Linked DNA regions of Mus musculus: region 1 is linked to region 2. Evidence: chromatin loops called from intact Hi-C (ENCODE). Cell type or tissue: left cerebral cortex. All regions are shown on one strand.

Region 1 (2,500 bases), 450 kb after region 2:
CAAGTGAAAACAGAATATGCCATCATTTAAGGGAACATTCTCTGCAAAACCCAACAATGCTAATGTGGTAATGTTGGTGGCTAGGATATCTTATCTAGAGAATTTATGGTCAAGGGGAGAAACTAAATTCTTCTATGGCTTCTCAATGTGGAGAACAATGTCTAGTTTAAATCATAAACAAGGATGAAAAACTTAAGGTCACTGTGGAGAAATCTACCATTTGTTCTCAAAAGATCATGCCTGAGAAAACAACCTTGTAATAATAAATCAAAATTCTACCTGTCAAGAGTAAGTCTAGTGGGAGGAAGACTCTGGAGTCCTGGATTACGGAAACAAAGCAAGTATCTACCTGAGGTAAGAGGAACCACCTACAGTAAACCTATGTATTCACTGCTGTTTAAGAGAAAGCCTACACTCTAATTCATTTTAATAAAGCATTTTGAACATCTTGCAATCACAAAAGGTAGCTGAAATTTGCTAAAATGAATAAAAGGATCATATTGGTCTTTCAAGGATAGTTTTAGTTATCATAAAACCCCTATTTCAATAGTAAAGTATTTTAAAGATAAGACCCCTTGGGGGCCTGTGAGATGGCTCAGAGTAAGGTATCTATCTGCTCAGGCCTGATTACTGACGGATGCAAATTTGACCTCCCAGCTCCCTCTGTTGGAGGGAGTAACCAACACCCGAAAGTTGCCCTGTGACCTTAAGATACATACATGCTCCACTCACTCACACACACACACACACACACACACACACACACACACACACATCACACCATAATAAACCTTAAAGATGGTCCACTTAGCAGAAGATACCATTTCTCTAATAAGTACTTTGTAGTTTCCAGGTCACTTTCTTCTAAGAAAACCACGTCTGCTTTTAGGGAGAACGGGAAACAAACCCTCTGAGGTTAGGGAGGGGCATTACTGCATCTTGCCTAACATGTGTAGCAACAGCTACACCCAGTGGACAGAGTCAGAGGAAGGCTTTCTAGCCGTACTGTTATAAATAAGGTAAATGTGGAAATAGCTTTTCCCCCTCCCAGTTTGTTTCAGTTTCCAGAAAAAGGGCTACCTTCTACTTAAGGAAATACCATTCAGGAACAAAAGCCTTACTCCATAAACCTGACACAAACGCACAATCTGGTATGAAAATAGCTAAAAGAAAACTCCCAGAGCAAGGAGAGAATGTGCAGGTACTTTATTGCTCACCTCTCACACCAAACACACCTCCAGCCACTTTCTTTCACAGCTTGACAGTGTTTACATGTACAAAAACCCGGCAGAAGCATTGAGTGATTTCAGGATAGACGTGGAGAGTGACTCAGCCAGGCTTCTGTCTTCTGCAGCAATAATGAAGGGCCTCCTGCACGGAGCAGGACTCCATCTCACTTCGTAGTGCACGTCCATCACAAGAAAGGTCCCTTGCCTAAAGCAAGCTAACTTGTATATGCTGAGCCAGTAGCATTAACTAGTGCATGGAACAGATGTCTGCTCGCCATTTCTTCTAGCGAATTTCAAGTAAAAACAAGGGTGAAGGAGGAACGTTTGTCTCGGATGGATGCAGGTCTGGTTTGAGTTGCTATACTTAACTAAGTGCCTACAGATACTACGGTTCTTGACTTAGTTTGCTTTTGTTGTTTTTATGGGTTTTGGCCGTGTTCATGGGTTTTGGAGGAGCATATGGTACAGTATTCCACCAACAGGATAAGGCTACTGAATGTGCTATCTGCAAAAGAGCTCATGTAATAGGAACCAACCCAACAGGTCTACCAAAAAGAAAGGTGACAAACATCTCTCTGAATAAAATGCCAATCAGGGCAGAGCTATGCTCGGAGAATAGACATCAGAAGGTAGCTTACGAAAAACATACATGGGTTGTTAATATGAGGAAGGTTTCCCAGCATTAAATATAAAAAAGTCCAGGCAAATCCTCATTTTCAAAACTTGCATATTGAAAATGTGAAAACTATTTTATTCAAGTAATTTCTTCAAAAAAGCATGTATGTTCCAACTGGATTAGTTTACCGGTCAACTAAAGGCAACTTAAATTGCCTTTAAAATTTGTTTTTCATAGAAAGAAGAGATATGTTTCTTAAATAAACAGTGTTATGTAAAACTGTTTAGTAATAAAAAGAGAGAAAGAATTGAATGAAGACCAGCAAATGGTTATCCTAAGCAGGAGTATGCCTGCTACCTGTGGTCTTACATTCATTCCAAATAGATGTTGGATTCAGGATTCTGAAACTAAGTTTCTATTACTTGAGCTCTAGCAAAATGTGAGTTTCTGTAGCCTCAACTAGTATAATGTCTTCCTTGTCCAAATCCAGAATGACTATACTGATAGCCTCCATGTTGGAAGTGCTGTTCAAACTGGCCCCCTTGATGATAAGTCTGGCTCCCTCTTCCTCCCCAGCCTCCTCCCTGGCTTCCACGTCCTCCCCGACCCCCTCGACCACCTCTTCCCCCACGACCACTGCCTCGTTCACCATGGT
Region 2 (2,500 bases):
GCTAAAATTAACTTATGTTTCAGGATGTCTTAGAATCAGTGAAATTAGAGATGAGTCCTGGATCTACCAAGAGCCTTTGAAAACACTGGTGAGAGTTAGTGCAGCTAAGATTGTTGGAAGTTTCACTGTGGAAAGCTAATACTTAGCACAATGGTGGAATTATTGAGAGGTTTTTTTCTTCTTCCCCTTTTGGGTCAGCTGAACTGCTACTGAGAGTTTCATTATGTGAATGCATTTAAAATAAACTATTTATGAACCTGCTTAATGCCGTTGTGCTTTAATGTTGGGATGTTAACGTCTGCATGAATCCCAGAATGGATTTAGTATTCTATATCATGTTGGAATGATGACAGGCCATGGGGGCGTAGGACAATGCTGGCACATTTTCAAAGACATTCCTCCCTGATCTGGGTACTGTAATAAACACAACTGCAGCTCGCTCAATTCATTATACACACAGTGTGGGTAACAGTTTGGAAGCTTTTTTTTTTCATTTTATTTTCTTTCCTTCCTCCTCCTCCTCCTCCTCCTCCTCCTCCTCCTCCTCCTCCTCCTCCTCTTCCTCCTCTTCCTCCTTTCCCTTCTCCCCCTCCTCCCCCTACCTCCTCCTTCCCCTCCCCCTTCTTCTCTTCTCCCTCCTCCTCCTTTCTTTTTTGAGCCACTCTGGTTTTAGAGGATTATGTATAGAACTGGAAATAGTATCTATCTGGTAAAAAGAGAAGTTAGATTTGACCCTTTCTTTAAAAAGAAAAAAGAAAAAAAGTAGCGAGAACTGCTGGATATACACACAGTGTGTGAACACCCACAACAGTCAGCGTACAAAGGGGCTGCCTTAGAAAGCGTGGATGGGTGCGATTTGCTTAAGTAAGATTTCGCTGTCGGGCAGCAGGTGGCAAGCTTGGCTTTTCGGTGTTCCCCTGTCTTATTATTTTTTTTATACTGTAGGATGCCAAAATTCGAAGAGGGTGGTTTGAGTCCACTAGAATCTGTCATTTCTTGGCAGCGCAGCCTTGAACCACCTCCTTTCCTCACTGCGGGTAATTGCCTTTCTTTGGATACCACTGCCGACCTTCAATTCCCCTGTTGCAGATGCTAGGAATTAATTCATATGAGCAATGCTTTATTCTCTTGTGATTTTAGCAACATGTTCCTAATGGAGAAAAGAAATTAGAAACAAATGAGTTTAATGCAGGCCCCATGCGATTTATATGGATTTGGTTGTGTCATTTCATTTAATAATGAATTTTGCGTGTATGTGTTGATATGGATATATATGTGTATATATATATTATTTGCACATGTCTAACTAGCTAAGTGCCTCGCTGTGGAGGTGAGAAAGAAGTGTATCTGGTATATCTGAAGTGGGTTCTAGGAAAGTATTTGAAAACAGAGCGGTAAAATACACACCCAGACCAGAATGCCAAAAGGGCTTCCTTGAGCTCTGCCATGTGCATATTCAGAATATGAATGAATGGAGCTGAGCTGGGGGCTCTGCACGCACTACTCAGTCACTGATCCACACCCCACACCCTAGGGTTTGAATTTTAAGTCTAGAAAAGAATTTACTTTTGGAGAGGAGAACCAAGAAGAGGCAGACACCAAATCCCTCTCTAGTCCACTCATTTGCACTTTTCTATATTAAGTGTCACACTTTAGATTATTTAATGTGTTATAAAGAATGGAAAATGATTTAGAAACCCAAGCCCTGATCACTGTAAGCATTTAGGAGTCCCTGAGGGGTCAGCATCAGCTCTGTGCTAGCTTCTCCTAGACCTTTTGTTAGACCAGAGTTCACACAGGGTATATTTTGCATTCATTTGTTTTGTATATGTGCTTGGCTTTTTTTTAATATCATGGCTCTGTATTTTAGTTTTTTCTTGTTCAAACATATGCTACCTATAAGCAGGTACATAGTGTATAAGGATAGCACAAACACTGTGCTCTTATATCTCCTTCCTATGTGAGACCTAGAAATGTTGGTCATATCTTTCTAGGCAATACTATGTAACTCTTCCTGAGCCCCTTATCCTGTTCTTTCCCAGGAAGGATTTCCTGCCAATCATACCTACTTCACAGATATTTACATATTTTAGAACATGGTTCTACAGTATTTTGTTACCCAGCATTTGGGTTTTAACTAAGTAAAATCAGTTCCCATCTGGTAAATCACATGTGTAGGAGAGGGCTAACATTATTTCTTGTGATGAATAGCTGGGCCCTTGCAGTGTCTGACCATTTGCTGTATAGTTATAGTGAACATTTTAACACAAATCTTGCATTGCAAATTGTTTTTACAAAAAGTTTTTTTTTTATATATAAACTGAAATAGGGGTCAAATGTTGTAGAAATTTTTAATCCTGACCTGGGGTTTCTACCCAGGCTTTGACCAATTAGTTTCTGGATAAAACACACACACAACCTTTATATTTACAACAAGCCTTAAACAACACAAGAGCTAGGTAGATACCTCCCCTCTATGCAATTAGAATCTACTTTCTAT

What was found. Peaks named below come from ENCODE experiments on the same cell type or tissue, not always from the same donor. Only the 100,000 strongest peaks of a DNase experiment are listed, where the experiment ranks them.
Region 1: it touches region 2 in a loop (4-fold over the local background); 13 of 42 quality-filtered maps call a loop at or near these places.

Annotation. Positions count from the first base shown.
Region 1 is chr17:75,535,902-75,538,401 of GRCm38, forward strand. Fam98a (family with sequence similarity 98, member A) reads right to left here. Exons shown (of 8, transcript NM_133747.2): 8 at 1,185-2,500. The coding sequence ends at 2,301. Among named protein-coding and RNA genes, the nearest start is that of Fam98a, 15 kb to the right of the region's middle. In left cerebral cortex, a CTCF peak has its summit at 969; DNase peaks (open chromatin) are centred at 957 and 1,422.
Region 2 is chr17:75,088,034-75,090,533 of GRCm38, forward strand. All of the region lies in intron 3 of Ltbp1 (latent transforming growth factor beta binding protein 1), which reads left to right. Among named protein-coding and RNA genes, the nearest start is that of Ltbp1, 84 kb to the left of the region's middle. In left cerebral cortex, a CTCF peak has its summit at 876 (motif pointing right); DNase peaks (open chromatin) are centred at 381, 887 and 1,380.